2 separate regions of the Homo sapiens genome follow, and region 2 is linked to region 1. The links are chromatin loops, found by intact Hi-C in ENCODE. Cell type or tissue: heart left ventricle. All regions are shown on one strand. Each heading gives the region's core, and the rest is flanking DNA. Links, peaks and the distances in the headings are about the cores only.

Evidence for each region. Peaks named below come from ENCODE experiments on the same cell type or tissue, not always from the same donor. Only the 100,000 strongest peaks of a DNase experiment are listed, where the experiment ranks them.
Region 2: a loop joins it to region 1, with 7 times the contacts of the local background. A loop is called at or near these places in 9 of 110 quality-filtered maps.

What each region holds. Positions count from the first base shown.
Region 1 is chr16:72,825,533-72,841,845 of GRCh38, forward strand. ZFHX3 (zinc finger homeobox 3) reads right to left here. Exons shown (of 10, transcript NM_006885.4): 5 at 4,247-4,327. Among named protein-coding and RNA genes, the nearest start is that of ZFHX3-AS1, 170 kb to the left of the region's middle. RefSeq lists an enhancer at 7,586-7,755. In heart left ventricle, for the core only: a CTCF peak has its summit at 7,203; a DNase peak (open chromatin) is centred at 7,219.
Region 2 is chr16:73,871,790-73,888,102 of GRCh38, forward strand. It overlaps a transcript of ZFHX3 not described here. Among named protein-coding and RNA genes, the nearest start is that of PSMD7-DT, 340 kb to the right of the region's middle. RefSeq lists a silencer at 6,861-7,155. In heart left ventricle, for the core only: a CTCF peak has its summit at 7,038 (motif pointing left); no DNase peak of the experiment used is centred there.

The DNA.
Region 1 (16,313 bases), core at 3,239-11,238:
TCACATCATGGCACACACAGAAAATGATGGCAAATTGGGATAAACAGATGAAGCAGGACCTGTGTACCTGTGAGCAATTCATGGCATGCCTGCTGGGAAGGACAGGTGTGAAGCTCTAGAATGGTGCCTGGCACAGGGTTAGAGCTTTATGCAGCCGTTATAATTACCAGAAAGTTGCTGTACCTATGATGCATTCTTTCAGGGTTAGTTTTGTTCCTTTGGGGTATCTATAGCTGCACATGTGGCTACTTAAATCTAAATTCATTAAAATTAAATACAATTTAAAGTTCAATTCCTCAGTGGTACCAGCCACACTTTGCAGGCTCAATAGCCATATGTGGTAAATGACTATGGTATTGTTCAGTTCAGATGCAGAACATTTCTATCCATACCAAAAGTTCCATTCGACAGCACTGATCTATAGTAATATCGGTCTTACGACTACGGGCGTTCCTGAAATCCCCAGAAGAATGTTAGATTCCCTGAAGGCAGGCCCTATAATCTCACTGAATTTGTGATCAGTGGAACTCTGCCCAGTGCCTCGCATGGGGTAGGGACTCAGCCATTGATCGTGGAATTGACCCAACCTCAGTTCAGATCACTATCTTGCTTGCTGTGCTGCCACCCAGGGTAAAAGACCTGACATCTGAATAAAAGAATCCCAAAGAGGAACCCCCAAAAAGGAAACCAGGAGGCCCACTCCAAATGTAGAAATAAATAGCTGAAAGTGTTCAGTACAGAGTACCCATTCCTGCACAAACCCCAAAACTACAAAATCAGTAGCTGAGAAAATGCCAATTATCCAGGCCCATCTGAAATATTATTAATCTGCATCATGAACAGCCACTAATCAACATAACAGATTGTGAAATCACTATTTATTTACTTGCCAGGAGGAAGCATTCCCCGTCACATGTAATCAGATAGGAACAGCTCAATTTAGGGAGAGAATAGAACAAACGTAGTTTTAAAAATATATATAAAATAATAAGGATCCAGAAGAAAGCTCAGAGGAGGTTGCTGGCACCTGTATCGATTCCAAGATCAAATCGGCCCAAGTACCTTAATAAAGCCTGTCATTACACACTCAGATACTATAGACAAAATTATGCTTCGGATCAAAAGAGGATCATTTGCAGGAGTCGGGAAAGAATTTTCCCTTCTCTCTTTACTATTGTGCAGCTGGCAAGGTGCATCTCTGAGTTATTCATTCAATCACTCATTCATTCATTTTCTCTCTGTCTTTTGGAAGTAAAGATTAAGTAGGCCTGGTGCTTGAATGAATGCATGAGAAAGTGGAACCTTATTAAGGACATTCATTTTTTATGGTGCTCATTTTACGTCTTTTAGTAGTCTCCTGATTGCCTAGCATGTCCACTAGTGCTGTGAAGACACACTCCCAATGAATCAGAAACACTCTGAGTAAGATTTAATTGAACTGCTCTCAACAAAGGCTGCCCTAAACTGGTTGGAAGGATTAGAGAGGCACATATAGAGTGGCTAGCATAAGGCAGCACATAGAGTAGGGACTTTGCAAGTGGTGGCTCCTGTTTATTATTTCCGTAGTGCCCTTAGCACACAAAATGCACGAAACATACGCACCAAACATCATTCGCACGATCCCATTAAATGCTTGTATGTTGCTTCTCCCTCAGCTCAAAATTCCCAGGAGCCACATGCTGCCTTGCAACAGAGGACCCAAAGAGAAACTGCTACCAGTTTTCCTCATCTTATATATCACTAAACCATTAAACAAACAAACAACTTACATAGAGCTTACAACATGCCAAGCACTGTTCGGAGCTTCCCATAGTCAAATAATCCTCGTAGCAATCCTACAGAAATAGGTACTATTTTTAATCTTCATCTCATCTGAGGAAAATGAGGCACAGAAAGGTCAAGGTACCTTGAGTGGGGTCACACAGCTAATGAGTGGCAGAGCCAGGATTAGAAATCAAGCACCCAAATCGTGACAACAAAGGACAGATGGCTCAGAAGGTCACCCAGTCTTCAAACTGTGTTTGTGAAATCCTTTTCCCCAGCTCACCTGGCGATCTGTTTAATTGCCGTGTGAACCATTTGTTTAGCTCTCATTCAACGTTGAGGCAAAACTGGGATCTTGGTCCAGGCAAAGCCCCACAGGAGGATACGTCCCCCACTACATTCAGGGCCTTCCTTTGAGCACAGATGTCCATCCTCCACTCCTCGGTCCTACCTTACACATCGCCTAGGGTGTTTGACCCTCATTGTTTTCTGGAGTTTAGGCTTCTGGACACCACACAGGCCAGTCTGAAGGGGAATGCTAAGCACAGTGGACAGTAGAATCCACCTGGTGTGCTGCCCATTCATTCGGCTGCAGTATGGCCCTCTCTGTGTCTCCCAGGAAACACTGAACAGTGGTACATCACCCGCCCTGCGTATCTCTCCCGATATCTGGGAACTATTGTACTACCTCTCTAATTTCTCTTTTCTAGGCTGAATGACCCATTTCTTCAGCCTCCTCTCAAAGGCAATATTTCTCAGCCCTTCAGTCATTTTCATTGCTCTCTTCTGGCCTCTCTCCAAGATTCTGTATCTTGTTTAAATAGTGAAGTCCAACACCGAACATGATTTAAGAACAGTCATGCCTGGAAAAGTAACAAAGGCCCAACGAATACGGACTCCAGAAAGTAAACATTTTCTCAAAAACAAAAGTATTGTAATATTAATAATGGTAGTAAGAATTAGGTTGACCAAATAAAATCATTTTTGTTGCCCGTCACATCATTTCCTCTTATTATTTTCTAGAAGGCTTAACTGTCCCCTAAGTCTTCTCTGAAATGACTTTGCTCCTCCTCAAAAACCCTAAGCTTTTTTAGTCTCAGCTCTTCTTCCCCTCAACATAGAAAGCTTATCATCTTGAGAAATGGCCGTTCTCCTTCTCTCAACACCAGTTTTTCCAGAAATAGCACTTCCTGTCTTGGCTTCTTCAATGTCTTCTGCTTTGGGTAAGATGTCCCCCTGCCTGGCTGCACTGCTTGTCTCCCCTTTGGGTGGATTTCAGCACATGAGTGCTCACCCTGGGGGAGGGGGAGGACAGGAAGAATATGCAGGGCAGGCACCACCTGTGCAGGGCCCTGCCCAGGCCCCCAAATGCAGGACAAAGACCACCCTTCACTGCTGACTCCCTTAGTAATTTTTTATTTTTATTTTATTTTTATTTTTTGGTCACCCAGGCTGGAGTGTTATGGCATGATCTTAGCTCACTGCAGCTTCGACCTCCCTGGCTCAAGCATTCCTCCCACCTCAGTCCCCCAAGCAGCTGGTACTACCAGCGTGCACCACAATGCCTAATTTTTTGTAGAGACAGTGTCTCACCACGTTGCCCAGGCTGGTCTCGAACTCCTGAGCTTAAGCAATCTGCCGACCTCAGCCTCCCAAAGTGCTGGGATTACAGGCGTGAGCCATTACTCTCAGCTGGGAATCTTTTTTTTTTTTCCCCGAGATAGAGTCTCACTCTGTCGCGCAGGCTGGAGTGCAGTGGCTGGCATGATTAGGGCTCACTGCAGCCTCAACCTCCAGTTGAGGGTTCAAGTGGTTCTCCCACCTCAGCCCCCCGAGTAACTGGGACTACAGGTGTGTGCCACCACACCCAGCATTTTTTTTTTTTTTTTGAATTTTAGTAGAGACAGGGACTCGCTATGTTGCCCAGGCAGGTCTTGAATTCCTGGGCTCAAGTGATCCTCCCACCTCAGCCTCCCAAAGTATTGAGATTACATGAGCCACTGTGCCTGACCCTTAGAGAATCTTGAGGCTAAGAATCAGGGGTGACCCTGATCAAGTTCCACATGACAAATCTCTCCACTGGCCTTGGGAGCAGGTGGGACCAGCGACTGGACCTTCAATAGAGGAAGAATGACATCAAGGGCATTTTGGTGAAGAGCCACCAAAGAGATGTGACCAACACCCAGATGCCCTTGCACACAGCTTGGCACTTACCTGGATACTCAATAAGCAAGCTGGCTTTGGTGCCACTTAAAAAGCTTAACCATTAAAAACTACAGTATAATGTAGTATAATAAAGAAGAATAAAGGTGACTGCTCAAAGAAGCAAACGAAATCTCCCTCCCACTCATCCTTTTTCTGGGCAGACTAAGGATGTATCCGCTCCCTGACTTGTTAGCTCCATTCTTCCAGGGAAGGAAAGATGAGAAGGCTCAAGGACAGCCACACACACTACCTGTCCACTTGCCCTGGTCTTTCTCACCTCCGCCCTCTTGGTCCTTAGCAAGCTCCTCTGGATCAGCAGCTGTTTCACTGGGTCCTTCAACATCTTCAATGGCTTCTTCTGAAACAGAAGAAAAACATGTCAAGGGTTAAAAATAAAAAGAAGATGAAGGACTTTTGGCCTCTGTTGCAAACAACTGCCAACGACAGAACAGACACCAATGACTCGTCCCCCTTCTCTTTCCAGAGGCCCCTGGGAGACTGACGGTGCTAAGGATATACTGAGGTCTGGGTAAGCAGTGGGGACTTTCCTTCTGGGTAAACAGTTGGTATGAGGTTGTGACTCGCTCCAGATGTGTGGCCATTAGGTATTTCCAGATAGATTCTGAATGCTTCGCTTGAGTAGTTCTAACTGAAAAACCAATCCTGGTTGAAGCAGTAACTCCACCTGAATCCCTGAAGTTGCATGCAAGTCTTTTACACTTGAAAATGCAAAACATGGCCACCTGTTCACTTCATGCCTAGCTCCATTCCCAAAGCCTCCTGGTACTGGCCTAGACCAGCCCCAGTCACTGACCCCTCACAGGGCTCACAGTGCCTATGCATGTGCCAGAGTGTGTGGGAATTGTTGGAAGTCATGCAGGTTGCGAAGAGTCACAGAATATCAGTGATATGAGTTCATCAGTTTGAAGAGTTCCAGAAACCAAATGGTATCTTGTGAACATGCCAGGAGGCAGTGGTGGGAAGTGAGATTTGTAGAGTAAGGGATAAAAATTTGTAACAGAGTCGTACACTTTCTTTTTGAAGCAATTCCATCCTTCACTCACTACGGGTTTAAAACTAATGCAGGAAACCTCTCTCCAGTTCAGTACACAGTGCTACAGTGAAGGCAGAATGACGGCTGCCAACGCTAGGCTGCTTATGAAGTCAAATGTCGTTCAGCCAAGTGGGGAAGAAGAGAATAAGATACTCTAGATGCTGAGGGAAAGAAGGGGAGACACTTCTCTCTTGCTTTCCTGGCCCTCCGAAACATTATCCAAAACATGCATTCAGTAAGAGTGGGCTAAGGGAATGAATAAAGTGGACAAACCAAGGTGAAATAATTTTAATAAAGATGAAATTATTAGGAGGCTGTGAAGAGCACATTTTCTCAGGTACACAGGCGTGAGGGCAAGGATGCCCACATCTGTCAGCAGACCAGACCCCAGCAAGGAAGTACTGGGTCTGGCTTAGAACACTGGATCAGGCCTCTATCCAGCACCGCCAGAGGTCTGTCCAACCCCAATTCAACTTTTCAGTATTTTAAAGTATCATGCCTTCTGACCCTCTAGAAAACAGCCTCTACCCCAATGCTACTTTTCCATTTTTCTAAATGTCATGCCTTCTGACTGTCTAGAAAACAGCCTCTAAATGTATCTCACGAAGGAAGTAACAGGAGTACAAAGTAAATTGGTCTCAAAGGGTTTCTAAAACACTGAGGAAGAAGATGTCTATTTAGAATCAGATTGTCTTGACTCAAGAGATGATGGAGGTCCAAGGTCTGGAAAACTGAACTAGTGTCACGGAACGTTCTTTCTTCCTTACCACCAAGAGGGAGTTTATGAGGCAGTCACTGGGAATACAGGTGAAATACGGTACTGTTTATTTTCATCTCCAACTCAGGATTCCACATATAATTTCTCTGTCTCCTTCTTTGTCTCACTGCACAATAAAGTCAACATCAAGTTTCCCTACCCTACCCTTAGTTCAAACAGAGAAAAATCAGGCAACCACAGCTTGAAGTCAATCAGATATAGAGCCCCACATTGACACCATACATCATTTAGTAGAGTAAACATGTATAGGTGTCAGTAGAGTAATAACAAATTACACAGCGTGACACAGGAACTATCTTCATTATGTCCAGGTGGGACGTTCTGTGCACATTTTTAGGATTTCAATAAAATTGTTCAACACTATAATGATAAAATTCATCTTTGAATGGTGATACCAGCGTGCGGTCAATGAATATTATTGCATTCGGTCTACCCAGATGAGCTAGGTCCCTTAAAGGACCCTTATTTGTCCCAATACATGCTGTGATACAAAATATCTGTAGTGTTGATACATTTATGCCTATTGTTCCATTATTGGAACACTAAGCTTGTAGGAGTTATTTATATCCTACTGCCCAAGGTCATCGCCAAGGTCTGATTTTTCACACACAAAAAATTTGCAATCTCCAGCATAAATGGGATAATCAAATTTGATTAGGCAAAGAGATGGCTCAATGGCCTCTCATCTCTAGTGCATACATATGACCACCTTAGATGAAGACAGTCTGATACCTACAAACTACAGAACACCCTGAGATGGTGATGTGCAGTGTCTGAAGGTGCTGCTCAGCAGACATGGGAAGGGATTTACCCACTGGGGGGCCATCTCCAAGCCAGCACATTATACAGCCTGCAGCTATCACAGCAGAGCACTAAAAACTCACAGTCACCCAACACTGACCCCAATTCTTTGAGCCTTACCAAACAAATCTGTTGAGAAACTAGAGACTGTAATGTATAAGCAGATCATTGATGCATCAAGCATGGAAACTGCATGTTGCTTTGTGAATATTCCTGGAGCTCTCATTCTGTGAGCCCACTTGGGCTTTTGCTTTCTTCCCTCCCTGCCCTACTGCAAGCAGAAAATGAAGGCAGCTGAGTTCCGATGAGAGGATCAACGAAAGAGGTTATTTCAAGAACTTATTTTGCTTATCTCTTTTTTTAAAAAGATTTACAAATCAAGTCCTCTTCTTGAGTTCCTAGGTTTAATATTATCATTTGTGATTCATTCACTAAAAGGCTGTTCTATGCGTGGTAGAAGAAGAAATGATTACGAAAATCCTGGATAAGCCAGCTCCCTTTCAAGGGGATCAGTGTCCTCAGTCCCCCACCCCCACCTAAAAAGCAGGTCCCATTCAGCCCAGCCAGCTCATCCCTGCAGTTCCATCCAGGACCTACAGGTGTCGCCCTCCGCATGGCGAGGCCCGGAAGGGCAGCTGGCTGCAGGAGGCAGAGGAGTCTGGACCGCCTAACCTGAGCATGTGGAAATAATATATGTCTTCAAGTGAACTGTCTGGTCCTGGAGAAATAAAATAGGACATTCATAAGCAGTTACACCATCTGTCTTTATACCATCATCATCAACAGCAAGAGGAAAAATAGCTCTTTAAAATGGATGAAAGCCCAGGCTGACAGTAACCGGAAAACTGTGAGCTCTGAATACCAATAAAGGTAGAGAAATGATTAAAAAACAGAGATGCAAACTGAAAATTTGTCTGGACAGCTCAGGCCCACGATGCTTTGCAGGCAGGGTGTGTTTTATTGGTTCCGAAAGCATAAAGCAAGCTGCTTACCAAGAGCCAGGCCTGGGGAAGGGCTTGGTCTCCCGGCCCTGGAAACACGTGGGAACCAGGGGCAAAATAGCATCCCGCTTTGAAACAGAGATCTGCGTCCACACGCTAAGCTCCTAGGGCTGTTATCTAGCCCTTGTTCTCTTTAGGAATGTAGATTTGATACACACGTGCTGGAGAATGGAGGGGAGGTTTTTTGCTTTTCCCCCCACAGATCATGGATTGCATTCCCCCCTCTTCTGCGAAGTCACTGGTAACTGGCTGGGTCATTATTACAGAGGCTGCAGATTTTTTTCCCCTATAATATTAGCTACTGACAGATGGTGGGAACAAGTGAAGACCTGATGGACTGATGATCGGTTTTATCTGGAAAATCCTGTCTTTCCTACAGAAAAAGAGACCAAGACACATAACAGCCACTGTGCCATTTTTAAGGCTGAAACAGACAAATCAAAACCATCTTCTCCTTCAAGCATTTAATGGTATTTCCAATCCCAACCAGAGCACACCAGGAATGCTTTCCCAAGGGCGTGGCCAGGACCTGGGAGAGAAGGTCATCCCCACTCCCCTAGTCCCGCCCTGGTTCTGGGCAGGAGGTAGCAGGCCCAATGCCTCCCAGACAGCTCTGTGTTTTAGAAGACACCAGAGAAGGTGTCTCTAAAACCCATACGGAAGCCCACAGTAGCCTCAAACTGGAGCACCCCCTCCTGTGTGTGTTTTCATGTTAAAGAGTTAGGGAAATAAAAGCAAATACTGGAAAACTGCAGTGTCTTCCTAGGGTCCCTTCTGCCTTTCATTTCCATGTTCAACAGTGACTGAAGGCCTTTAAAAAACCTCTTTGGCTGGGCATGGTGGCTCATGTCTGTAAATCCCAGCACTTTGAGAGGCCGAGGTAGGTGGATTGCTTGAACTCAGGAGTTTGAGACCAACCTGGGCAAGAGAGTGAGACTCCATCTCTACAAAAAATGCAAAAATTAGCTGGGTGTGATGGCACATGCTTGTAGTCGTAGCTAACTTGGGAGGCTGAGGTGGGAGGATTACTTGAGCCCAGGCAGTTGAGGCTGCAGTGAGCCATGACTGCATCACTGCACTCTAGCCTGGGCAACAGAGTGAGACCCTGTCTCAAAAACAAAACAAAACAAAACTCTTTCCATCACCACCTCCTTTTTACAACTGCTTCTCCCAGATAGCACTTACTTACTAGTGCCTGGCAAAATCCAGCCTGCTCATCACTCAGGCTTCCTGACTAAGTGCAGAGCCCTGAAGTGCAAGAATTCCAGCAGATAAATACCTTCTAAAGGGGAAAGCTTCCTAGGACAGCTTCAGTTAAGGGGATGATACCCCAGTCCCAGAAAATTTCCCTTCAATCAAAGTGGTTTTGCTGACCACAAATGCAAATTGATCTCTTAATATACCTTATACTTAGCATCTTGGTAAAGGTGACTGCACAATTCCCCCATCGGTGGTGAAATCTGCTCCTGAAGGAGGAGAGCATGCCAACTGGCAGCCCCATGGGAATTTGCACCAATCTTATGAACAACCTGGAAATTGGTTCGCGAAAGCAGCACCAGGCAGAAGCCAAAAATAGAGGTGGCATCACCACAAAGCCAGCATTCAACCCCGCAACCTCACTGTATGCACTCCCCAAACGCATCACCCAAGAAAATGTTCTAGCTGTTTAAAAAAGAAAAAAAAAAAGGTACTATTTTCCCAAATAATGGGGGCCAAGTGACGTGTCCACGGCGGGTATTCTACGAATCACTTATAAGCTTGAAGGAAGGGGAGTCAATCAATGATTAAGACTAGTCCCTCTGTTCCTAACTCTTAACAGGATAATGCAGATTAATTCAAACCTTCCCCAAACCTGACAAAGCCCCCATAGTGCCTCAGTGTGACAGAAATTTGGAAATTCTCCTAAGAATCAGGGTATCTGTACCCGAGGCTCTCACATGATCATGTTACTTAAATAATACACCAATCTGTGATCCCCGAAGAATGAAATTGTTCTTTCCTTTTTCTTTGGAGGGTGGGATGTTTGAGGGTGGGGGTGAAATAAAGTGCGTTTGCCTGTCGGCAGGCTCAAGAGCTGAGAAACATTAGCTGTCATGAACCACAATCAAATCAGGTTTGAAATATTTAGCAGTGGCTTGGAAAATGCGGCGGTGCAGCTCTGACAGGCGAGATGTGCACAGACACCCACTTTCCATTATAATGGAAATATCAGGCCTGTTCTGAATATGTATAACCCAGAAAAATGTATTGATTTTTCATTCGGCATTAAAAAAAATGAAATAGCCTGCAGCTGTCAAAAGCCTTTTGTTAAAAGCTCATCTTTCCTGGAATGAGGTTTACCAGAAACAAGTTTTAATTGTATATAGGACCTCTTCTTTGAAAAACAAAATAACCTATCTGCTTACTTTGAAGATAGAGTTAAAGCTTTTCCTTTCTCCATTTTCAACCTAATTAACCCAAGGACGACCACTGAAGCAGGTGGGAAAGGCGGGGTACACTCTGACCATCAAGACTGACACGGAGGATGGCAGCTACAAGTGGCGTTTGCTGGTGTCTCTGTGGTGGGTGGAAGGAAGGACTCGGGGATGTGCCTCGCTCTCGTTCCTCTAACTCCTGTGTAGGTGCGGCATCCTGAGACTCATTGTATACCCTGACCAATCACTTGTCTTCTTTAAGCCTTGGCTGGCACAACTGGAAAACGAGGGCAGAACACTCTAGCGTGTCCAATCCTCTTGGCATTTTGTTATCAATGGGAAACCTCTACTGGCTGCAAATATTCTACAGAATATGCAGGCTTTATTTTGCAAATACAGGTCAAATCAAATCCCACAATATAAAAGATGACTACTAAGGCCTAGACCACTTATTTCAAATAAAATCCAGTGCGTTATAATTCTGCTACAATAGAAACTTTTAACGGAACACAATCTGCAATGCTGGTGGACGGGCAGTTGTGTTGCTCCCAGCTTGTTACTTCTACTCCCGTCTTCTCTCTCTAAGCCAGGAAGGAAGAGGCTAGTGGTGGTAATCTTTGTGGCTACACCGATGGAGGTGGGCCACTCCCTATGCCATTCTCCCTCTGTGACTTTCGAGCAAGTGGAGTCTCATCGAATAGTGACCACAAGTCCTGCCAGTGACTCTCCATGAGCCCCAAGCTATATCCTACCTGTACCGTGACAGCCAGACCCAGAATGTAGCAACCTACTCTGCAACATCCCAGACACATCTCAAATATTTACTCCCTGGTTTTATTCCATGGTGTTCTTCCAGCCCTGACAACCTGGCTAGATGCCCGAGAGGTAACTTCCAAGCGATTAGGTCTTCTGGGTAACAATGCCCTGCCTCGGGAATTTTCCCTTAAATCAAGGTGGTTTTTGCTTACCACAAATACAAATTGTTCTCATCACACATCGTACACTCAGCATCTTAGTAAAGGTGACTGCATGTTCTCATGTATGTACACGGAAAAGGGAATTTGCCAATCTCCATGGAAGTCCTCTGTGGATAATCATCTAAATTAAAAAAAAAACACCAACCAACTTTGCCCATTCCATCTTCTACTTCTCAGCAGAGTATATACATTTACTGAGGAAAACGCCAGATCACAAGAGGAAGGGCCTGGGATCCAAACCAGCACTGATGAGTGGGACATATTGAGCTAACTAACCCTATGGTAGTCCAGGCAGGAAACCTCGAAGGGGTGAAGACTGAGTGCAGATGTGTGTGGGAGGGTGGGGGCAGGAGAAAGCAGGCAGGGGCTCTACAGCTGGAGCATCTATTTACTCATCAGAAGTGTAATATTTTCCCACCTTCTCAGGATGTCATTTCTTTTCCAATGGGCAAACTCCAGCGCATGAATAAAGCTCGAGACATTCATGCCCATTTGCTCTCTGCGTGTATGATAAGCAAATGGGCCTCCCGCACTCCTGCGGGCCTCTAGAAGCTGCCTCTTCAGTAGGACCGAAGTGCACCAAGTCAATGGGACAGAGTGTGGGAAAAACAGAGGCAGGTCTCCCTCCAGGGGCGCCATTGCCTTCATCCTTTTCCATTTTCTCACCCACTTAATCTCTCTGCCATGTGAAAGACCTCTCTCCACCTGCTGGACTAAACAGTCAGAGGTCAGCCTAATGCTCCTACAGGTAATTTTCCCACCCTGGTGGCTTACCAAAACAAAGTGGCCAAACTGCTAACAAACTGCTAGCTTGTTTTAAACAAAACTGCCTTCTCAAAGATGACAACGACACAAACAGATTTCAGCCCTCTAAAAGTGGAGAAGATGGGGTCAGAAAGAAACTGGGGTCATGGAAAACTCAGACATGCGCCCTGGCTCCAATGATGATTTTTTTTTTTTTTTTTTTTTTGAGACGGGGTCTTTCTTCGTCACCCAGGCTGGAGTGCAGTGGTGCAATCATCACTTACTGTAGCCTCAAACTCCTGGGCTCAAGCGATCCTCCTGAGTAGCTTGGACTACAGGCACATGCCACCACGCCTAGATAATTTTTGTATTTTTAGTAGGGATGGGGTCTCACTATGTTGCCCAGGCTGGTCTTGAACTCCTGGCCTCAAGTGATCCTCCTTCCTTGACCTCCTGAGTAGCAGAACTACAGGTGCACTCCACCATCCCCAAATAATTAAAAAAAAAAATTCTAGAGATAGGGGTCTCGCTGTGTTGCCCAGGCTGGTCTCAAACTCCCCAGCTCAAGTGATCCTCTTGCCTTGGCCTCTCAAAGTGTTGGGATTACAGATGTGATCCACTATGCCTGGACCTACAAACTCTTTTTCACATGGATCCTTTAAGTAATCATTTTACCACAAGAATTCTTTTTACCACTAGATGGTCATTTACCAAATACACCTGGGGCCACAGCGCCTGGAGTTTCTGGACAGCTTGAAAGGTGGTGGAGAGCTGCCAGCTTCCAAGGGGGTTGCAGCAGGGAGGCCCTGCAGGAAAACCCCACACTGAAGGAATTCAGCCTCCTTACCGCCCCCACCCTGACCCCGTTCCTGTCCCCCATTACCACCATCCCTGTTTTTTGGCATCAGGCTCTAAGAATCAACACTCTGAAAGCAACTCTGGGTATTATTAAAAATGACTAATTGGAGAATAGAGACCATTTATGCTTTTGTATATTTGAAGATCTTACCACTGTTTACAGAAACAAGAAAAATGGGGATTGTGTGGCAAGAGGCAGCCTGGGAAGGGAGGGCCAGGCTGCAGCTGCGTGTTCGGCCCCTGCTGGGCAGAGTATGGCCCAGCTCAACAAGAATGCAAGCCTGGGGGAGCCTCTCCATTTGCCTTTTTACTTTACCTCACCTCCAACTTGAGCATTGACAGGAGAGAGCCTGTTACGAGTCCAAAGTGGCCAGGGCCTATTAAGGCCTCCCCGAGAAAATTTCCCCTTTCAGCCGTCCCTCCTGTGGGAACAGCACAGAACGCCAGAGCATGAAGTGAAAAATGCTGCCGTTGTGTGGTGAGGGACGGGTCCTGCCATTTTTCCTCTCCCAGGCAAGGCCACTTGGCCATTTGAACAATTTGTCAAAACCGCACAAGAATTACGGGGGTGGGTGGGGGTCAAGAGAGGAGAAAAAGGGAGGAAACGCCTAGAGCCAGTATTGCAACAAGTTCCATTTATCTGTGTTCTTAGCAAAAGCACCTGGGTTGCCCCCTGCAGAAATCCAGAAAGGATAAAAGTAAATGTGCGGTGACAAAGCACAACGGAACGAAATATGTCGCGGACTCGCCTGGTGGCTATTCACAGGAAGATTTTTTTTTTTTTTAATAACTGAAAGGTGTGAGTTCCAGTTTGTAAAATACAAACCCAACCCTGAAACGCTCTCGGAATACACGCTAAGTAAGAAAGCTAGCTATGTCCCAGAACTCTGAAGTAAACGGAATTCAGCAGGGATTAGTTCCCTTGGATTTCTACAGAGCCATGATTGTTGCTGTTACTTTCACACATGAAATGTAAAAAAGGCAAATTCCCCGAGCATGTCTGTAGCAGAGCGTGATGTGATTGTGTTGTCATTTATGGGAAATAATCGCAGGCCCATCTCTCCCTTCCCCCCCCCATTTTCCAGTCCAAATAACCATGAAAAATTACACTTCAATGTCAGCGCGACGACAAAGGAGGCGCGCTCTCTGGGAGCTCAGCGGATTTGCAGGGGTTTTTCCTTTCTTTGGACAAAAACTACCTTCAATTGTACTTCATTTAAAACGTGATCTAACAAATGCATTTTGACAAGTTCCTTTCTCTTTTTCTCCTTTCTTTCAAACAGTATTTTACACAGTTTAACCTCACACCAAACTGGAATGTTCTAGAAAGAAGGGGCATGCAAAATAGAAGGTCCTTGATACCAAGAAGGGTGTCCCCCATCTCGTTAAAAACAAAGGAGTCAAGAAAAATGATTCCAACCCAGTATGCTACTGAGAAAGAGAGGAGGATGAGAGAGAGGAAACAGTAATGTCTTAAAGACAGAAAATTTGATAAAGCCCCACCCCCCCCAAAAAAAAGCTGGAGTTGATAGAAGAAGGTCTCGATGGAGTATTTATTTGCTCATCAGAATTAACCATTTTGTGGATTCAGAGGCATCATCTAGGGTGTCTAGATTTATGGTCAGAATTGGGGGTTCATGACAATGTGGGGGGGATGAAGAAGGGGAGCTTCCCTGATGGGGTACCCGTTCCCTCCTGTCCCCTTCCTCTGTAGGAAGGGACATTTTTCAACAGAGCAGACCTGCCTGAAAGCTTTTTAACATTCCAGGTGTGAGGCTGAGCAGTCCCTACAAGCATCTGTCTTTCAATAACAACCTGCCGGAAATAAACACTGCCAGGTTTCCATGCTGGGAGGGGAGAAGACAAGACAGATAAACACACATGAGTGATAGAGAGTAAATTAAAAAATTTAACAGTTTCCATTAAAGAAGACTGGTATCTCCTTCTGAATCAAAACTGACTTGGCTTGTCAGAGAGAGATCTTATGCTTAATGCAAAAAAAAAAAATCCGTTTCCTTATTTATTTATTTTTAATTGGAAAATACTGGAAATATATGGATGAAAAAAAGTCAAGGAGGGCCTGTAAGTGTACTTAAGCATCTATATACAAATGAAGGTGTATGGGAAATGAACAGGATGTACCAGAACTGATATTAAATGATGGTGATTAGAACCTAATGGGCATAAGTGAAACCTTGTGGGATGGCTCTCGTAACAGGAGCGTCAACGGTGATGGATGCAATCTATACAAGAACGACAGCCAGGGAAGGAGAGATGGAGGGGCGGCCATGCAGGCCCAAGGCATTTGCAATGCTGGGGAGACACAGTTTGACAATACCAATGGGAATGACGGACTATTTGGGGCAAAGAGAAGCAAAAAAGCAAAGAGAAAAAGAAAGAGGTAAACATTTTGTGTCTGACCATCGAAACAAATGGCACACAACAGAGAAAAATAAAACCATGACTCCAGAGGTCTGAGTCACATGAGGATACAAATGAGGGACTTGGATTCCCTGTTTGCCACCTTACTCTGAAGCCCACAGCGTCTGAAGAATCTCTAACCTATTCAGAAAACAGCTTCACCCTTGCGAAGCACAGAACTCAGGCAGAAATATGAGTTTACTCCCACCAGTGGACAGCAGAATGAGGAACTGACTGTCAATGAGCTTTGTTTTGCATGATCATAAGCCACTAATATGCACAGCTGGTAAAATAAGCTGATTCATAAAAACAAAGCACAAACAAAAGGCTTACACTTTCCAAACCAAATCTGGGGAACAGAAATCAGGCCAGCTTGAGGCAATGCTGCACCCAGAAAAACACCAGCTAAATCTGCTCTCCCTTGGCCAGACCCAAGCATATACAAAGGTCACTACGTATTTACAGGTTGCACATTCAAGAATGCAATGCTAGAAACGTGTGAACACCCGGAGTGGCCAAGAAAAGACCCTTACAACTGCAAGCATCGTGGGGAGCCTTCAGGTGCCTACCACGAGTTCCCTGGTGCCAGCGGAGAAGAGCCTAACTCTGCCAGAAGCCAGACCCAAGACATTTCAAGGTGCGTCTACACGTGGAAAGTCAAAAACTGGGCTACTCTCCAAAAACCATCCAGTCCCCAAGCATGCATCAGTTTGAAACAAACAGGCAACAGAAGCAACATGTTTCAGTTGACATTTCCTGGGAAACTGCAAAGAAAGTGAAGCAGGAAGCTGAGGTACAGAGAAAATCCAAAGGTTTACGTTCAAGAGCTTTCCTCCATTAATGGGGGAAAAAGCAGATGGAATTGCTAACTTGTCATTTTTAATAGGCACCTTGTACAGCTATTCTGTGTCCAAGGGGAGAAAGAATATTGGATCCTCCTCCTCTTTAGAAACTTAGAAAGTGATGCCAGTAGTTGGATCCAAAGCCTCTGTTTTTTTAAAGTTTGGATCCTGTACAATGAAACGGTCTTTTGCTAGGGTTTAACAAAATGCCACCCCCACATCCCTTTCACAATGATTTTAGCTACAGCAGCGCTCCTCAAATCTCCCACAGCTACTAAACTGCCCTGTAGACTCAGCCTCAGGACTCGCTGTGTATCTATTTAGCTTTTCCTCCTGTGAGGTGTTTCTCAGACCTAAGAACAGGCTAGCAACCCTTGAAAAGCAATACATTCCATTCCACAAATGTATACAGCAATATCTCTCAAGGCCCAAAAACACACAGTGATAGTCATCA
Region 2 (16,313 bases), core at 3,231-11,230, 1.0 Mb after region 1:
GACCATAGTTAGACTTGCTAACAAAATAAATAATCACCTTGAAAAGCAACAAGCAGACACAGAGCCACCTGAACTATATAGATGCTTATGGAAATGAAACTGGGCTTCCTCTTAATAATTCCCAATGAGACATACTCCCTGAAAATTATTTTGAAGAGTAATTGTACTTATGAAAATTGGCAGGTTCACCATAATGAAGGTCACCGAGTATTTTTTATAGGTCTAACTGTAAGATTGTACACCCAGTTTTGCGATCAATATTCACATTTTGAATTGTAAGTGAATGATTGGATGGAATGTGAACCCTAATTAGTGACCCAATAATCTCGAAAGCCAATAGGCATTCCGCAATTGGTTCCCAAAAGCCATGACCAACACTTATTCTGAATGCTGCTTATTCTCCAATATGGCTGCTGTCCTCCAATCACTCCCCATATAAAAGAGAGGACATCCCTGTTTTTTTTTTTTCTTTGAGACAGTCTCATTTTGTTGCCCAGGCTGGAGCACAGTGGCGTGATCTTGGCTCACTGCAGCCTCCACCTCCCAGGCTCTTAGCCTCCCCAGTAGCTGGGATTACAGGTGCCTGCCACCATGCCCAGTTAACTTATTATTATTATTTATTTCTAGTAGACACGGGGTTTCACCATGTTGGCCAGGCTGGTCTTGAACTCCTGGCCTCAAGTGACCAGCCTGCCTCAGCCTCCCAAATTGCTGGGATTACAGGCATGAGCCACTGCCAGGCCAGGTGATCCTTTCTTAATATCAGGAAACAAAGCTCATTTTCCTTGGCTCTGCATGCCCTCTGAATAGTACATGAATTGTCGGACAGTTATCTTTAAAAAACTTAATTCACACCTTTCATGGTATGAAACTCTCTCTCCATGTGGGGCTTCCATAAACAAGGTTAATTTCATGGAATGGAAACCATAACTTGGTTAGCTACTCTGGTGGTGGTGGCGGGGGTTGGTGGTGGTGGTAGCTGGTGGATGGCGGTGGGTGGCGGTGGATGGTGGTGGGTGGTGGGTGGTGGTGGGTGGTGGATGGTGGTGGGTGGTGGCGGGTGGCGGGTGGGTGGCAGGTGGTGGGTGGTGGTGGGTGGTGGGTGGTGGCAGTGGGTGGCAGTGGATGGTGGTGGGTGGTGGGTGGTGGCGGGTGGTGGATGGTGGTGGGTGGTGGTGGGTGGTGGATGGTGGCGGGTGGTGGCAGGTGGCGGGTGGGTGGTGGGTGGCGGGTGGTGAGTGGCGGTGGTGGTGGATGGTGGTGGCGGTGGGTGGTGGCGGATGGTGGTGGTGGTGGGTGGTGGGTGGTAGTGGGTGGTGGGTGGTAGTGGTGGCGGTGGATGGTGGTGGTGGTGGGTGGTGGTGGGTGGTGGGTGGTGGTGGGTGGTGGGTGGTGGTGGATGGTGGGTGGTGGTGGGTGGTAGTGGGTGGTGGGTGGTGGTGGGTGGTAGTGGGTGGTTGGGTGGCGGTGGATGGTGGTGGTGGTGGGTGGTGGGTGGTGGTGGGTGGTAGTGGGTGGTGGGTGGTAGTGGGTGGTGGTGACCAAATTAGCCAAGTGTGCAGCAGCAAATCTCATTTGAAAAGCAACAAGTTCATCAACTACAAAACAAGACTCTTAGATCCATGGAAAACACAAATAGAGAAAATCCTCCCACTCATTTTATGTGTTTCTTTATCCTAAGTGGCATATTAAGCTAAAACGAAGTATAGTGAGCTCACACCAATGGCTCAGAAATGACACATTCCCTTATGGATGTGATTTATCACTGTTTTTACTTTTTACAGAGAAAAAAAACATATTTACCTTTAACATTTTTATTTGAGAAATGCAAATGGTAGATGGCATCATAATCATAAGCCTACAAACCTAAGGAATGTTGAAAGTTAAATATACATGGAAATTGTGCTATGACTCTTTAGAAAGGAAAAAAATGCATATGAATCAAATAATGTTGATTTTTACTCTCTCTTTAGAGGAGTTCCCTGTTTGTGGCTCACGTGACTAAATAATCTGATAAGAGGAGGAAGGCTAAATGGCAAACGGCAAACATCCCCACCTGATGTATTTCCTCAGCCCTGACCTTCAGATAAAAATCATACAGAAATCTGCAAAAGCTCCAAATTTGCAGCACCACATGCCTCCAACATTTTCAGACACAACAGTCAGGAGAGGAAAAAAAAGTAAGAAGAAAAAAAAAAGAAACAAAGGTATTGCTACTGAAAACAGTCAGCCTTTTCTCTTCAATATCTCAGGATTAGGGTCAGATGAATGCAATAGCTGCCTACGCCATTTCTTCCTCTGTCTGTGAACATTCATATTATAGGCACATATGTAATCTACATATGTGTGTGCCTATCATTTTTAAGTGTAGGTGTACCCAGTATCAAGTGTGTGGGGAGTTCACATAAGATATATTATATACATACTGTGTGCATATTTAGGAAGAAAAAAGACTTCAAACGGTAAAAATTTATTGCACTGTGAAATTAGCTAAAATTATGACAACTGTAAGAAAAAAAATTATACGGGCAAAATTTGGGTCTGGTGGAAGAATTCTTTGATGTCTGGATTCCAATTTAACCCCCGACTGAGTTCTAAGAATCAAATGAACAAAGTATATCATACACCCCAAGTCTGCCTGTCAGCACTAGTCATCATTTTTTATTTTATTCTTTCCAGCTGCATGTATTTACAAGACTCTGTTCTGACATTTCCTCCCCTCTAAATGTACACACTCACTGCTACGGGCAGTTGCCAAATACATTTGTAAAACAGTTCAATCCTGTGTTTGTTTATTCATTATGCCTCTCTATCAGTCTCAATAAATATGTAACACCCTAATTTTTTACATTTGCTATTACATCAAACCTTTGTATATTTGACTTACCTGTTTGTGTTTGAATATACACCACCCACGTTTAAAAAATATCTCAAGTACACAGTGAAAAGAAAACTGAATATTCACATACAAAAATTCACATATTATCCTGCCTTTCTGTTTAGGGTAGATTAAAGAATTTTTATAAAGATGAGGATTACAATGATATAGATTTCAAAACATCCCTGGGCACACAAATACTATGCTATTCCTATCTTGGTCTGCAATAGCAATGGCATATAACTCTGAACATATCCACAAATGGGTATTTTATATACATACAGTTGGCAACAGAGGCAGTTGTATATTCACTACATTGAAGAACGGTGAAGTCTCAACTGCTAGTACATGCTGCATACAGAAAGAACTTTTCCCGGGTATATAGCTGTTAAGTGAGCTAAGACTCTGAATACATTAAGGCAGTTATAAATGTTTAAAATGTTAATAATAAATCTAGGTTGTTTAAGGAGTATTTCCAAATAACATAAAATATTTAGTTTCCCTCACCCAACCCATAAAAAGATAAGATTTATCGCAAAATGTCTGAGGAATAATCAGCCATTTTTGGCTAATATATTTTAATATTTATACACATGACACATGCTGAATATAAATGATACATCATGATTTCCCATAGTGTATGGAATTTATACAATTAACTGCAAGATCCAATGGCTTCAAGGCACGTAAGGTGCAAACACAGTTACAAGGTTTTGCTGATTATTGTTATAAATCTTATCAAGCATAAAGGCATTAAAGTATATTCTGTTTACACCGTTCATTCTAAAATACAGCATATAAAAATATTATTATTTCTTATTAAAAGATTTATATTTTTCTGGCTTTTTTCTTTTATGAGGTAAATTTATTTACCAGTATTCAAAAAATACTTCCTATTTTTCCACTTCCAAATATGTGTTTGAAATATACCCTGAGATTCGATATCAATTTTCTAGTTATTTCTCAAGGGTTATATTTGTTCATAATAATAGCAGCAAACATTCTGGCATTATTCATTTGGTTTCTCCAAAGTGCTTAAATTTAAAAAGAATCAAATAACAAAAGCATGATGAACCGGATTGCTTATTTTACACACATCTGATAGCCAGATACATATGTATGCAGTTACGCATGTATATTTCTGGCACACCATTAATCATCAATGACAAAACCATGTTATCAATCCACCTACACCGAACATTAAATATTTTAATATTCATATAAATGGCATCAAATATATACACATGATTTTGCTTTTTAAATTAAGAGACTTTGGTCCTTAATGGAGATATTTTTCACTGGGCCTTTCCATTCCTTCTTAGCCATAGTAATATTTAAATACACTGGTACATAAAAATCTGCAATAAATTCTACAACACGACCCCAAACCGTCCAGTGTCTGAATTTTTTAAAAGGAGCTAAAGCCACAGCGTATGAAACATGAAATGGAAACATCCCAATCCCTGCATGCGTGATCCTGGGGTTGTCCACCCGTTAGTAAAGAGGCACTGAATTCTGCAGCTGCTTATCAAATCAGGTTTATGTTTCTGGAATGAGTTCCTGCTGCTGAGTCTGAATTTGTAGACAGTCATGAAAAAAATATCCTCTAAGACTGATCTAGCTCAAAAACAAAACCTCTGGAAAAACACGTAAGTTTTACCACACCCATGTACACCTAGGCAGCTAAAGAGTATGTTAACACGATGACCATCTGTATGCATGCAGACACAGGCTAATATATTTAATACATTTACTTGTATTCAGACCACATGCATATTAAATGTCATGCCTAAGTGTCAGTGATAAGATCCACATATGGGGTATATGTGTGTATCCTATCAGTAACATATATTCAATAATTTGTATGTTTACATTAGCTAAAGTACATTATCACTTTTCTTTTTTTGCTTTTTGCTAAAATAAGTCTGGAAACCAAAAGGGAGAAAATACTTGAGTATAGAAATAGTTCCTTTAATCAACTCCCCAGTTGGATATGTGGGGTAGGAATTCATTAGCATAGGCTTTTTTCCCTACTCATTTGTTAAACCAGAATGCTGGAAAGAACTAGAAAAGACTGCATTTCTCTTACTTTTCTTAACCATGTAAAACAACCCCCTAGAAGAGGTCTAGAATGAGCTTTGTTTCTTTTTTCAAATGGGTCTAATGTCCTTTCTCCACCACCTTCACACACAGACACAAAACCCACCGTGTGGGTTCACGGTCCACATCTGGCTCCCACGCAGAGTTGTACATTTGCAAGCACATCTTAAATATTGTGAAGCCAATTTGGACTTACTAAAAAATCTATGATACGAGTGAGAAATCATGCTAAATACGAGCCCTGGTAACTTTATTTTTAATGATGACTTTCAAAAAAAAAAAACAACAACAACAAGGTAAGGGAGAGAGATCAGCAGGGTGAATGTAAAAATTGTTAATCTTAAATTTCTACAAACCCAAGTGTCACAATAAGCATGTATGGTGCATCAAGCATAACAAAAAGAAACGAGATGGTTGGGTTCGGGGGGTTAGGTCGGGGGGGGGTCCCAGGCACTTGCTTCCTTGAACCCTCTGAATACATTTCACAATTCATCAGTTTTTGTCTTTCCTGCCACAAATGAGGACAATCAGACCAGACACCCATTAGATTCTTCATGCAATTTTTTTTTCTTGTTCATGACATGTTGGCAGGGAGGATGGCAATTCTGAAATCTTACCAAATGAGAAAAATGTCAGAAGCTGAACTGACAGCTAGTGGTTACTATGGTGATTGGTGATATTGAAAAAATATAATAAAATAAGACTCAGTTAATTCAAAAGGAATCAAGTTGGGTATTTTTAAGCCAGTTGATACAGATGAAAACTTAATCCTGATATTGGGACATTATCTTTTTGAGCTAACAGCCAAAGACACCATTTAGCTTAAATAATAACTAAATACACAGCTCATAATCTTGTGATTAAAAATAATAGAAAGAAACAGTATTGATAAATGGAAGTCAAATATTATTACCAAATGACTATCAGGGAAATATAGATTATATTCAGTGGAAAGAGGATTTTGTTCGGAGGAAAAAAATTAAAGTTTTAGCAAAATATTTTTAAAAAGAGAACATGGAAGCCTCACAGATAAAAAGGATTCTTCAGGGACAACTCAGATTCTATTAAAACACACACAAAGACATACACAAACATGGTGATTTCATCTTCAAAGTTCAACTCCCCCCAAAAAAGAAAATCCATTTTGATTCTAATGGTTAACATATCCAATCTCTTTATTTAAAAAAGATATTTAACAGAGAAAGCTTCATCATGAGATTTTTAGAAATATATATACATATATATATCTTCTCCATACCATCATTTCTCTTTTTGGTTGAAACCCAGTGTAATATTCTGACTACTTAAAGTGAGGGACCCTCATTTAATACTAAGCAAAATAATAGTAATAATAATAAAATACATATTGGCACCTTTTTCTAACATCAAGCAATGACAACTCTTGCTGGTTCAATCGATTGGTGCTATTATTTTTAGGTTTAATGGTTTTAAATGAAGGAAACAGAATATCATGAAAATCATATTTATAATTCACCAAAAATTATGCAATTGTTCATCCCACAGGTAATATACATGAAACCGAGAGGTGATTACTTTTTATAAAGAGAGTTTGAAAACAGTTAATAAAGAAGATGCAAAGTTTGTTAGGGGTTCAGCCAAGAAGAACCTATTGTATCTGAAAAATCTTTGACACAGAGTAAAACTTTTTTAAGCCTTCTCTTCACAACGACACTAAAATGGTATAAGCATAATGGATTAATAGGAAAAGTAGACTTAGGAAGACCAGAATCAGCTCTCATTTTGAAACAGTTGCATATTTTATCCATATGCCATACTCCCAGATCTAGTCTATATTTTTTTCATTTGATATAGGGATATTAAATTATCTACTGTTTCTTTTTTTTTCTTTTTCTTAAGTCAAATCTTTTGAGAGTTACAGGTAACTAGCGAAAACAAGATTGTTATTTATAACCTCAAGCTAGTATTTAATGCAAGAGGGAGGGGGGACATTATCAAGGAAGCTGCTCAGAAGAAAAAAAAATTAAGTCTTATTGGTTCAAGGAAGCTCTTCTCCACTGGACAGACTACAATGCCATCTACTGGAAAAGTGAAGTTCAACGTCACTTGAAACAGCAGAGCTAGTTTAAAAGGCTGATAGATGTAACTGGAAAGACATCCAGTCCTACATCCTTCACTGTTCAAAAAAGATAAGATATATATATATATATATATATATAGTTGTGGAAACATCAGTTCCTATTATAGATCATTATGTTCTTCCTCTGAGATCTCCTCCCAGCATTTTGCTTCTTAATTTCCAGCGAAAGCCTCTCTTTTTTAGCTTCTTCCAACTTCTCTTGAGGACCAAGTTAACAACACCCAGAAAAATAATCACCAGCAGCGAGCGACCTTGGGGTCCTTTTCTGCAATCTCTAGCTTGTGATTTTTCGCAAGCAGTTTGTGTTAGCATTTGCTCTGCAAAAGGTTTTTTTTTTCTTTTTTAATACCTAAAATCACAATAGGAAAGACTACCATCGTGGTCAGGAGCAGGTGGAGAAAAAAAAAAAAAAAAGCAGACACAGATCAAGCCCCCGGCTTCATAAGCACAAAGTCTCTTTTTATATGTTCTTATGCGGTATGGGATGGAGAATCTAAGGTCCCTTTTAAGAATAAGAATTCACCGAGGTTTTGTAAGCCATTCCCACATTTCCACCGGCATGTCCTTTGCTCATTTGCACGCTTCCCTTTCATTCTGGTTGGTTCGCCCTGTGATTTTTAAAATGAGAAATGGGAAGGAGGTAGGGTCACCATTTTCCACTCTCTAGATGAAGCAATTCCAGTTAAGGCAGGCAATAGTTAAGAAGCAAGAAGGGACTATCACTGTAATTAAATAAGAATTTGTTTTCACTAGTACTAGCAAAAAGAGAGTAAGTTCCTGCCTAAAAGCTGCTGCCAATATTTTCCATGTATAGGTATAAGTGTAAGTAAACAGCGGGGATTCTCAGCCTCCACAGTGTTGACATTTGGGGCCAGATAATTACTGTAGGATGGTGAGCAGTGTCCCTGGCTTCTACCCACTACTTGCCACTGGCGCACCCACACACACACACACAGTTAAAGCAATCAACAAGGTCTCCAGACATTGTTAGATGTCCCCTGGGGAAGGAGGGGGGCAAAATTACACCCTACTGATAACAACTGTTATAGGATCCTAATTTCAATTTTATATACATTAGTTCTCACCAGTCTCTATCTGGCTTTGATTCATGGTGGTGTGTGAAACAACATTTTTAAAGGAACTAAGAACATGGTGGAATCGGCGTGAATGGGAGAGTAACAATCTCCATTCTACACGTTCCATTACTTCAGGGCTGATGAGCATTCCTGACCTTTCCAAAGGCCTCCCTTGAAAGTTCTCCGGAGGAAACAAAAGGAAGAGGTTGGCTCATGGAAGGTCGCTGTCAGATTTGCCCCAAAAAGCAAGGGAAAAATTTTGCCATCAAAATGAAATCTTCCGGCAGGCAGAGAGGTTTAGATGGGGGATGGGAGAGAGGGCTGCGGAGCTATTTTATTCAAAGTGTTTAAATTAAGGGGCTTCACTATTCAAAGGCAAATAATAAACTGAAAAATAGGTCATCTTTAAATGAGAACTCTTTTTTTCCCTATAACAGGAAATCTGAACAGGAAAGTACAACATTTTAATTTCAGGATTTGACGTAATTTGCAACTTCAATGTGGAGCTTTTAAAAATTATCACTCTGTAAGAAAAGATGAGATTGGGATAAAAGTAAGAAAAGAAGTTAGAGTCTGGGGAGACACAGGCCTTATATTCAAGAGGGCTAGTGAAGTTAAAATTGTAGTGAAGTTCAGGCTTAGAGCAGTGTAGCTCTGTATTAACCTGAAATGCTTCTATCTAAGAGTAAAATCTCTCAAGTCTCATCCCAGAAGGTGTGTGCAGTCTCCATTTAAATGTCTCCAACAGAACACAAAATAATTTTGCAGTAACTGATCTACTGTATTAGATGTGCCTGGTCTATTTATTTCTGTTGCTTTTTAACATCTACCAAGAATATCAAAGTTTGCTTGGTGAAAAGTTTTCAGTCGGATAGTAATCTTTCCAAAATACCTTGAAAAATGTAAACGACATGTCTCTGCACCCCTTATTTACCAACCCTTTGATGATATAGGCGAGAAGAGTATGAACACATTTTTAACACTTGACATTTTCTAATATTCTGAAATCTTACTTTTCCATGTCACAGGCAAAGGGTATGTGGCATTGGGAAGGAACTGAATACAAAGTACTACATCCGCTCTTCAAATATGCAGTCCCTGGTAGCACCTTCTATAAGACTGGTGGCTTTTGTGGAGTGTTTCTTTCTTTAAATGAGCTGGACCACACATACTCACTCATTCAGAATAAGTCTATAGATGAACTGTCTCTGTATTTTTAAAGAAACTCAGCTTGTGCGGTCCGCTGATATCTCAGAGAAACAAGGAACCATTTTCACATAATGGATGGGGCTGCAGTGCGGAGCAGACAAGCCCCACTGGAAAGAATTCGGTCTGTCACGACATGCAGGAGAATTCTCTTATGTTTCTGCATCAGGTTTACCTAAACTAAGTTGATTTCCAGGGCAGAATTCATGGATTATGTCGTATTGGACCCAGGAAGGTTTGAAGGTTTGCTGGTAATGATCACACTCACACACACACACACACACACTCTCTCTCTCTCTCTCTCTCTCTCTGCCCCCCCCCCCCACTCTGCCCATGGTTACTGCTACTCTAAGCAGGCCCTTGGAGTCCAAAGAGAAAGTGTCTATAGCTTCACTGTTCCATTTTTATCTGTTTAGGAAATATTGATGTTATTAACCACACTTTTAACTGTCAGCATCTTGATATATTCTGGATATTTGCTAGGGTTCCCACTACTTAGTTGGTGCTATATGTGTGTGTGTGTGTATACATACACATATACATTTTAGATGGAGATGGGATATATATGTGTGTGTGCGTATGTATATATAAAGTTAAAAAAGAAGCTGGCTATTATCTGTTAAGATTGTCCAAGAGTGTGTATCTAAAGGATTTTCTTTCTGTTCTCTGCAGATATTACCTGAGCAGTGTCCCCTAAAATTGCTAGCACCTGGTGACCTGCCCCGCAGCTCCCCTCCAGTTTCCCTGCCTTTGCTTCATATAGAGGGATTTCTGTGCAGAAAACGCTCGTGGAGTCTGCCGTCTCTTAGTCTCTTAACTTTTATCGTCAGTTGCTAAATTAGCTAATGATTAATTAGTTAATGTTTTCAAAGCACTTTGAAGATGAAAAGCACCGCTAAGTGCTAAGTGTAAAACGGCATTAGTAATTCCACTCGGCAAAGACTAATTAGCTTTTAAAAAAATGTTCCCCCCAAACTGATCAATAATGTTTCTGGTATTACAGTAGGACTGTTTGTCCCACAGATCAGTAAGACCCACCTCACGTTTTAAGGCTTTTATGCCCCGAGACACGCAGAAATCCCGACTGAGGTTTATTGCTTGGTAACCTCTTGGCTTTCAGTGTGGCTGGAGTTGGACTAGTGATGTCATCTATACAAAATGCAGCATTTTTGCTGTCAAAAAAGCTTTAAAGGATTATTTAACAAAGCTAAAAGTAAAGAACTAAACTCTAGGAAAGTGGTACAGAAACATGATCAGTGAACTTATATTTAAGAAGAATTAAGCTTTTAAAGTTTTTTTTTTCCCATCTCTAAAAAGCTCTTTAACCGCGGTTCTCCAGGTGGCCTCTGAATTTATTGTGAGATTTCACTTTGATGGCTCTGAGTCCTCATGGGGACTATTATGTCAATAATTTCTACAGCAACATTTTATTCCAGGTACAGAAATGACTTAGAAGATAGAGCCAGGGTCTGGAAATTCCAGGATCCTACTTTAAATTACCCACATCAACCACGATTGAATGAAAAAAGATAGCTTTCACCCATTTTCCCCTTTCCAGCCAGATTCTTAATGGACAGACCTTTTTTTTAAGCTTCTTGGGTGCCAAGTGTCCCGAAACAACTACTCAAAAAAAGTTCAGCATTTTGTTTATTCCATCCACTTTCAAAGACTTAAATAATGTAAAGTTAATGGGAATCATGAAGCCAAAACAGGCAACTTTGCAAGAGGAAGCTTGTGGGTCATTTGTTCCCTTGATGCAAACATACTTGTCCCTGCTGTCTACCAGTGGGCCTTGGTTATAAACACTGGGGATTTGGGTTTTTTTGAAATGCCTGAGATTATTATTTTTAGTCAAGCTTTTTAAAAAAAAAAATAGTCTTTCACATCAAAAAAAAAACTACATGATTTCTATTAGCTTAAGGCTGGGATATTTGTGGTTTTTTGGTTGTTGTTTTTCTTTTTTTAAGGTGGGCAATTTCAGAATGACATTAAGATGCTGACTTTTTAGAACATCAAGAAAACATTATTAATATGTCATTCAAAATATGCAGTATTAACACATGAAACTCTACATACATAACAAACTGCAGAAACAACTCAGCTTAGAAAATACAAAGTTCAGCTAAACAAAAGGAATTTGACGTCTGGCAGCCTATGTTCTCTGTGTATTCTGTTACTCCAGGAATGAGTTTAGCTGGTGCATAAACACAGTAGCACATAAGCCATATATATGTGTGTGTGTGTGTGTGTGTGTGTGTGTATATGAATATGTATTTATAATGTGGACATGATATATACATACAATCACACACACGCACAATGCAACCACATCAATCAGTTGCTACAGACAACAATGACATGTGCACACATTCTCAGAACTTAAGGTTTGCTACCAACCTCAGTATCAGCCTTTCTTCCGTGTACAAAAATACATCTGCCAGAAAGGCGCGGTAAAAATCACCTGAAAACAAACAGACATGTTTTGGAAAAGTGTGGCCAGCTACTAGATGATTCCTTAGGGATTTCCTAAGTGAATATTTTTATAAAAAAGACACCTAAAATATGAAATAATTTGCACATAGCTATAACCCAGCCCCTGTGAGAACTAAAGATAAGCAAAGGTTAGAAGGATGAGGTGGTCAAGTCAAGGGTGCCTCTTACTGCCAAGGTCTCCATAAGTGAGTAGGACACAAAATATAGGAAAAGAGAAGGGGAGAAACTTGGAGAAAGCTACAATTTTGATCAGAAGGAGAAGTTACTTTGGAAATTTCAAGGATTATTTGAGATTCTTATCTAAATCAAGTTCCCTTCTTTTTCTTATAATTGAACAAGTGTTAAACTGTACCAGGCTGTCACAGCTGTCCCAATACGTGAACCACACATAGAGTAACAGCTTTCGTTACACATTTTTGTGAAGTAGTTTCCAGCACACTGTGATCAGAGCTTGCATATTTTTATACTACTCGCATATTGAAAATAAACCCAACATTTTAGATTATTTTTCTCATTGTGTATCAGGCCTGTATGGTTTCTGGAAGACAAAGGGGCAATTATGATTTTGTACCTACTGATCTGAATACAACACCTTGTTTTATTTTTGTATATTATGCTCAGTGTTTTGGTTAAAAAAAAAATTGGTTATGTGGGCCAATAAAGAAGTCCTGAAAAACTGTAGCTTAACCAAATTATTATCCATGGACTAAATGCTAATGCAATTTTTTCCACTTTCAGGATATCTTTAAGACAACATATCAAATACCCAAATCTTACAGGAGTGTGGAGGCCATGCCATATGACTTGGTTGGAGCTGTTAACAAAAGAAACATGGAAAAATCATGCAGTTTAGACTTTTAATTAAATTGTTTGTTTTGGATTCAAAAGCACTTTGTTCATTCAGCCCTGAGTACCAGTGGTGTTTCCAACCACAGATGACTATTCCCGAAATGACCACGGTTGACAGCTTCAGTGGTGGCTTTCAGAGTCTTTATTCGCAAAACACAGACATTCCGAAATGCCTTTATTTAAACTGTAATAAATAGACTATGCTTCAGAAACACTCTACAAAGAATAAGAATCTTTCTGCCTAAGTAAAAATGACCCTGTTTATCTGAATAGTTTTTGAATTAAATATCCACATGCTATTGTTTCAGAAACAATAAAAGTAATGATAGTCATCTATTGTTTATTGTCCTCTTCCCAGAATTAGAACTTAATTAGCTGCAAATGCCTTATCTTTTCCAAATCAGCATAATACACATTACCTAAATGTTGCCTCCTGTTGTTCAAGCCCTCTAACTTGGTAGATTCAAAATTAGCCAGTTATAGCAATGCTTTTCGCTTTAAATTTTAATAATAAACAGAGACATCCCCTTTCTTTCCCCCCACCCAGACCCTCCCTCTTTTCTGAAAACTGAAGTCTGCTGCTGAAAGGATTGAAAATCTGGAAAGAGTTTGGGGTGGACTGGCCAACCCCCTTTCATTTCCTTCAGATGTTTACAATCTAGCACCTTTCTGAAGACAAAGATGGGAAAAAAACCTATTTTTCCCTTTGACTGAAGGGTGAGACAGGGGGGTATTAAAAACTGATCAATGTAATTTTTTTCTCAGAAGTATTTGCACATCTGTGAAATAATGTAATTTATTTTTAAAAAACTTTTTATATGACATTCATGATTATAGCCCGATCTGGAGAATTATTCAAATATAAAATTAAATGTTCAAAAACTAGCTGCGCTGTGGATGGCTGAGCTTATCCCAGCTGTGCATTATACTTATATAATTCTATTAGAAGTATCAAAATGAGCCTTTCTAGATCTCACTGAATCTCTGAAAAGGGGAAGTGGTGTTTTCTAAGAAAGTGTGATGATCTACTTCTTTTTGTTTGTTTCATTTTTCCGTGGATCAGCCTCCAGGGGTCTAAAGATGCTCCCACCAAACTGTTCAAAAACAGTAACAAAAAAAGGTGATGGGAGAAGGGCTACTGAATAATAATAAAAGCATTCCGTAAAGTAGATTGTATTTTATTATCACAGGGTTTGGGAAAATCTGTGACTTAAAAGGAGGTTACAAACCTTAAAAGTAAATTCTGCTGTTTCAGTGAAATTGCTGGAGATATAATATGAGCCATCTGTAATTTCCCCTTCACTGCCCTGTTAAACACTGCAAGTCACTTTCACTCCCAGACCCTGATGCACCCACGCCCATCAAAAAGCAGTAAGTACCCCCCTGACTGAGGGAAATTTGCCCTCCAAATGTACAGTTTATAAACAAACTTTCCCTGACCAAATGTTAGAGCGAAGTTTTCCTTTCCATCCATATGCCTGTATACTGTCACCTCTGAATACATCTGCCTATAGGGAGGAATTCAATGTAATATTCATCAAATTCAAATTAATCCTGAACCTTACACAATCCATTCAAGGTAACAAATCGTCAATGACTTTTAAAATAATTGGAGCCCAGAAAATAAAAGACTATTAAATCTGTTTGAAGTTACAGATTGAAACCTACACCTCAAATTCTGTTACTTCCTTTTTTAAAAAATAAAATGCATTTCTAAAGCATTTACTATAAATTAAATATTTAAAAATAAACCAGAATTCGTTTATGGATTAATATTATCAAATTTTAAGAGGGAAAAAAAAACACCATTCCCATTATTTGAGGACACAAATTAACAGTCAGATAACCTCAAAAAAGCTTACATTTGAAAGAAAGGGATCTGCAGTTACCGTTTTTAAACACAGGAGCAAAATAAGGGCGAAGATATTTCTGCTGCCTAAGACAGACGGACTTTAATAACACTTAACAGAATGACGCACATAATAATCTCAGAAAGCACTTCTTATGCCTCATCCATCATGCCGAGGAGAAAATGAAGCCTTCGACAGCATTAGGAATTATTCTAGATCTTGTCAGTAATTCGCAGCTCCTCTGTAGTATCACAACACAAATGTGCGTGTGAGCGACACTGACCATTAATCTAGAGAGTTTTTTCGCCTCACAACAGCGTGAGGAGAATGTATCAATTGTTTTGTGGAGAAATGGCACATGCAAAGCCACACAAAATAAAACAAGGAAAATCAGGGAGATGTATGGGGAGATAAACAAACAGTGTATTAAGAAATAAACATGTTTTCTATCACTGTGAAAGAAATCAACACAGTATCCTTAGCAACTGGGTTAGGTGAATTGGGAACTATAAATGTCCTAGCTGAAGGACCAGTCTGTCACTGATTAAAAGTTTCTATAAAGTTGCAACATACTGTCCACATCCTTAAGTAATAAGCCCTTAGGTGATGAGAAAATGAAGGGTTTCCGCTGCTCTCTGGAAGAGGAATGCAAAAAGATCCACCTTCTGCCTTCAGTCAAAAATCCATATGGTCACCTGAGTTGTTTGTTTCACTCACTGTAAAGTTCTCCTTTCAAAAAATTGGGATTGGGCGATGGTAAGGATTAATAAAATTGGGAGATGCTAGGATTAATATATGCTAAGGATTATAAAATAAATTAACAAAATATCACCTTATTCACAGAGATCTCTAGCTGTGACAGCGTGTTGGCGGCAAAGCAAATTTGAACTCCCAGGCCTCGAGATAAAACAAACGAGAGATTTTGGCAGGATCTTCCTCAAAATGAACTCTAGTCTTAATAGTATGGTGACCATTCTAAAATGGCCTGTGCTCCAAAGAAAAAGGTTTATAAATATTTGCAAAACAAACTCTTAAAACATTCCTCTGAGTCTACTCCAAATCGATTTCTATACATGTTCTATAAAGATGAAAGCTAACTGGATGTCTGGTTTATGATAGATTAAAATGGTTTAACTTCCAAAATGATGTACTCCACACAGATGTGTTTCTGTGAAGTTCTGTGAACTACACCACGGCAACAACAAAAAAAAGCAGGCTCTTGTCAGATGGAATGAAGTGAATGCTTCTTTAGAGTAGATGAATTGGATTTGGGGCCAGGAAGAAACCAAAAAATTTAAAAAAAATACACAGGTGAGAAAAGGTAAACACAAACTAATAAATAGTAATAATAATTTTAAAGTTTTCTAAAGTAACACACACACTTTTTTTTGTTAATAAAGTATGTTGGGTAACTTAAAACAGCCCAAAATCACTTAGAAATTCGTGTTCAATGCACCCAGAGTTCTATCTCATTTTCAACACTTAAAATCTGAATTTTTTTTAAAAAAACAAACTTTTCCACCTCTTTGGAATGATGAGCAAATTTCAAGAGAAGATATAAGTGCTAAGTCCTCATCTTAGGTTGGACTATTTGACCCACTCCCAGCTGGGAGGAACGGTTTATTATTCACAAGTAACAAACTCAGCAGCAAGATAAAAACAGCTCCCAGGAAGTGGATGCAACGGGGCCCCTCCTTTCCATCTGCATCAGCCCACCTCCGTCTTCCTCTCCCTACCGCAAG